Linked DNA regions of Homo sapiens: region 2 is linked to region 1. A link is a loop called in an ENCODE intact Hi-C map of the cell type or tissue named here. Cell type or tissue: Caco-2. All regions are shown on one strand.

The links. Hi-C counts contacts between places; a loop is a spot of excess contacts. Peaks named below come from ENCODE experiments on the same cell type or tissue, not always from the same donor. Only the 100,000 strongest peaks of a DNase experiment are listed, where the experiment ranks them.
Region 2: a loop joins it to region 1, with 3 times the contacts of the local background. A loop is called at or near these places in 1 of 110 quality-filtered maps.

Annotation. Positions count from the first base shown.
Region 1 is chr13:26,448,211-26,450,710 of GRCh38, reverse strand. No RefSeq gene overlaps it. Among named protein-coding and RNA genes, the nearest start is that of WASF3, 110 kb to the left of the region's middle. In Caco-2, no CTCF peak of the experiment used is centred here; a DNase peak (open chromatin) is centred at 1,460.
Region 2 is chr13:26,376,027-26,378,526 of GRCh38, reverse strand. The region is part of intron 4 of CDK8 (cyclin dependent kinase 8); the gene reads right to left. Among named protein-coding and RNA genes, the nearest start is that of CDK8, 120 kb to the right of the region's middle. In Caco-2, a CTCF peak has its summit at 1,285 (motif pointing left); a DNase peak (open chromatin) is centred at 1,286.

The DNA of each region.
Region 1 (2,500 bases):
TTACACACCACCATTACGGTGTTATAATATTTTGTATTTTTTCTGTGTATTTAATATTATCGTTGAGTTTTGAACCTTCAGACGATTTCTTATTGCTCATTAATGTTCTTTTCTTTCACATAGAAGAACTCCATTTAGCATTTCTTGTAGGACAAGCCTGGTGTTGATGAAATCACTCAGCTTTAGTTTGTCTGGAAAAGTATTTATTTCTCCTTCATGTTTGAAGAATATTTTTGCTGGATATACTATTCTAGGATAAAAAAAGTTTTATTCCTTCAGCACTTTAAATATGTCATGCCACTCTGAGACACTCCACTGAGAAGTCTGCTTCAAGATGCATTGGAGCTCCTTTATATGTTTTTTGTTTCTTTTCCCTTGCTACTTTTAGATTCTTTCTTTATCTTTAATCTTTGGGATTTTGATTATTAAATGTCTTGAAGTAATATTATTTGAGTTAAATCTGCTTGGTGCTCTGTAACTCTCTTCTATTTGAATGTAGATATCTTTCTCTAGGTTTGGGAAGTTCTCTGTTATTATCCCTTTGAATAAATTTGCTATCCCTGTTTCTCTCTCTGCCTCGTCTTTAAGGCCAATAACTCTTAAATTTGCCCTTTTGAGGCTATTTTCTAGATCTTGTAGGCATGCTTCATTCTTTTTTATTCTTTATTCTTTTGTTGCCTCTGACCGTGTATTTTCAAATAGCCTGTCTTCAAGCTCTTCTGTTTGATCAGTTCTGCTATTAAGAGACTCTGATGCATTCCTCAATATGTCATTTACATTTATCAGCTCTAGAATTTCTGCTTGTTTTAAATTATTTTAATTTCTTTGTTAACTTTATCTGATAGGATTCTGAATACTTTCTCCATATTATCTTGGATTTTATTGATCCTTCTCAAAACAGCTATTTTGAAATCTCTGTCTGAAAGGTCCCACATTGCACTCTCTTTGGGACTGATCACTGTGCCTTATTTAGTTCATTTGGTGACATCATGTGTTCCTGGATGGCCTTGATGCTTGTGGATATTTGTCAGTGTCTGGGCTTTGAAGAGTTAGGTATTTATTGTAGTCTTTACAGTCTGGGCTTGTTTGAACCTGTCTTTCTAGGGAAGACTTTCCAAGTATTTGAAGGGACTTGGGTGTTTTGATATGTCTTTGGTCAATGCAGCTATGTCTGCATTAGGGGGAAACCTAAGCCCAATAATTCTGTGGCTCTTGCAGACTCACAGAGGCACCACGTTGGTGGTCTTTGGTGAGATGTGTGAGAATTGTCTAGATTACCAGGCAGAGACTCTTGTTCTCTTCCCTTACTTTCTCTCAGATGGGTTCTCTGTCCCTGTACTGAGCTGCCTGGATCTGGGGGAGGGGTGACACAAGCATCTCTGTGGCCATCAGCAATGGGACTGCACTGAGTCAGACCTGAAGCCAGCACAGTACTGGGTCTTGCCCAAGGCCCACAGTGACCACTTCCTGGCTACTACCTATGCTCACTCAAGGCGAAAGGGCTCTACAGTCAGTAGGTGGCAAGCTCAGCCAGGCTTGTGTCCTTCCCTTCAGGATGGCAAGCTCCTCCCAGCCCCAGATGGGTCCACAGATGATATTCAAGATCCAGGGCCTGCCTGGAGTCAGGAAACTTAGGAATCTACCTGCTGCTGTATTCTACTGTGGCTGAGCTAGCACCCAAGCTCCAAGATAAAGTTCTTCCTACTCTTTCTTCCCCTTTCCTCAAGCAGAGGATTCTCTCTCTATGGCCACCACTGCCCCAGGCCCACAGCAAGAACTGCCTGGCTACCACCGATGTTCACTCAAGGCCCAAGGGTCCTTCAGTCACCTTGTGGTGAATGTTGTCGTGCCTCGATCTCTCCTTTCAGATAAGTGAGCTCCCCTCTAGCCTAGGGCAGATCCAGAATGGCCATCCAGGAGCCAAGGCCTAGAAATGGGGACCCTAGTAGCCTGCTTGGTGCTGTACCCCACTGTGGCCAAACTGGTACCCAAGCTGCAAGATAAAGTCCCCTTTATGCTTTCCTTTCCTTTCTTCAAACAGAAGGAGTCTCTCCCCATAGCCACCACAGCTAGGAATGTGCTGGGTCACACCTGAGGCCAACATGGCTCTGAATGTCACCCAAGGTCCATGGTGAATACTGCTTGGTTACCACTGCTGATTATTCAGGGCCTAAGGACCCTTTGGTCAGCAGATAATGAATCCTGACATGACTGGGTCCTTCCCTTCAAGCCAGCAGGTTCTCTTCTGACCCAGGGTGAGTCTAGAGATGTCCTGTAGGTATGACCTAGAATAGGGGCCTCAGGACTCTGCCCAGTGCCCTATTCTACTGTGGTTAAGTTGGCATCCAAGTTGCAAGACAAATCCTCCTTTACTCGCCCTTCTCCTTTCCTCAAGCAGAGGGAAAGAGTCTCTCCTGCAGCTGTGAGCTGCACTGCCTGGAACTGGGGGAGGGGTGATGTAAGCACTCTCTTGGCCAGCAGAGCTGGCGCCTCTCTAGGT
Region 2 (2,500 bases), 72 kb after region 1:
TGATATAAATCTATGAGATACTACTGTTTGAAGCAATGGGTTCCCTTATCTAATTGTTGTTTTATTTCTCCCAGGCTTTTCTTCTTCTTTTTGCTGCTGCACTCCCAAAAAACTCATTGATATTTCCTAAAGCAGATGTTTGTATTGCAGAGACAACCATTCTGGCAGAAGCTTTCTGTTCTCCAGCATGTCATGCTGGAGGAGAGTGCACCAATGATTTTGGCATACACCAAGGATAGCAAATTGGTTTCGTTTTAGGAGCCAACTCTGATGGAAAAATAAAGAATTCAAAAAGCTCTATCTTGAAAAAGACAAGAACTGGGTTGATGAAGAAAATGCAGCATTTATCAGAGCTATCCGACATAGGAAGTGGAGAATGGTGGCACATCTGCCAAGTTAACGGCAATAACTTTATTCCAGGGGTGAAATGAAGTCTTCAGATATTTACTAATGTATCAAGGCAAATTGGAGATTTTGAGTCAACAGGAAAAGTTGATTCTTGATGGATCTCTCTATTAAAAGAAGACAATGATCCATAAGAAACTATATTGTCAGTGCTTTTCTCTGTCATTTGTCCAGAATTAAACTTCCACAAATGTGTAAATAACACAGCCTGGTGGTAAACTTTCTAGTTACTCTATGATTATTTTGTATAATACACACTGAAGGGACTGACACATATCTCACATTTCAAAAGTCCTATGAGATTCAAAAGCAGGCAGCAAAGTCTTAAATAGACACATACTCAGTAAGTTTTACAAACTGTTTTACTGTAATCTTCTAAAGAGTTAAGTGATAGAGATAAACCTGGAAATCCAGTGATGAAATCTTTATAATACAGTTTTTCCTCTTTTTTTCAGGGGTATGAATTTTTTACCTCTAATACTGAAGTTTACTCCACTAGTACTGCTGAACACCTTAAGCTCAAGGAGAAATTACCCACTTCTAGTAAAGTTGTTTCTTGCCTTCCTCTGTTTAAATTTGAAAAAAAAGCATAGAATTCTTAACCAATTCTGTTTCCTGATAAAAACAACATGTATGTTACTTATAAACACCTAACTTCATTCTCTATAGTAAACAGTTCAAGTACTATACATTCATTCTTATGTTCACTGAATTAAGAGGCACTGAGGATCAACAGAGACACAAACAAACAGTTCCTGCCCTCTAAGAGGTCATAGTCTAGGCTAAATGGGTGAGATAAATTCAGGAATGGGAGAGCTTCACAGATGTGGCTGCCTGGCATCTGAGGAACAGAGTGCCTTCAGGACTCACTGAGATCCTGCATGCAAAAGCCACAGAGCTGGGGCTGCACCCCCTGTTGGGGGATAAAGGGAGCACTCAGAATGTGCCACACACTGGCAGTACTCAAAAATCATAGGGATATTAACTAGTTTCTGACTTACTTAAGAAGTCCCCTTTCAGGGGGAATGAAAGTTATTTGACTGTCATCTTCAATGCAAATCAAAATATTTTATAAAACAAGGACTAACTTCACAAGAGTAATAGTGCTAATAAAAGATGACATTTTCTTTTTATAATTCCCTCTTATTTTTCTCTAATCCATTCTACTAACCCTACCTTTTGCTTTCGTCTATTTCTATTAATACCAAGTTAAACTAAAATGGTCTTTCGTCAATGGTCTATCATCAAACATATTTAAAATAATAAACATTGTTCAGATTAGCTTTAAATTAGTATCCTTAAAACCCAAGGGTTTTTTCTTTTTTTTCTGCAGATACTATGGGGTTTTGAGTTTTTAAATTACAAAATTCTTAAGCTGCCTATTTTAGGCAACTGAGGCATAGCACACTAGTTTAAGTGCTAAGAGATCAATATGGGATAGAACCTTCTATTTTCACTGACACAAAGATCATTTACTTCCTGTAGCAGAGCCTAGCACAGGCAATATTACTTCCTTAAAAATGCAACATGGATGTACAGTACAAAAACTGCATGGCAAGAGAAAACACACTTTTCAATTGCTGGGCACAGATACAACTTACTTCTAATAAAGAATGTGTACACATATTAACATGTGTATATATTTTTTAATAGATGGAAATGGATTTTTTTCAAATCTGATTAATTGCATTTTTGAAAAGCTGTAAAATTTTATAACAGTTTAAACAAATTCTAATGAGTCAAGTAAGAAAGAAGAGATAACTAAGCTGAAGACTAGAAGGCTGAATAACATCAAGGAGACCAAATGCATCTTAAAGGAGAAGTATCAAGGCACAGAGACAGTATCGAAAACTTTTAGCTTTCAAAATAGTTCCTTTCTTTCATTATTATTAATTTAACTTGATGTATTAAAAAAGCGAACCTAGCTTACATTGAAATCTGAAAATCACTCTAATTCCAATTATTATTCTAAACGATGTTAATTTATAGATTTGGTGGTATAACAAAACTAACTTTGCTTTGTCTACTATCTTCCCAAGTATTACTTCCTTGACAAATCTAGATGTTTGTGTATTACTTTTACTAACTATACTGT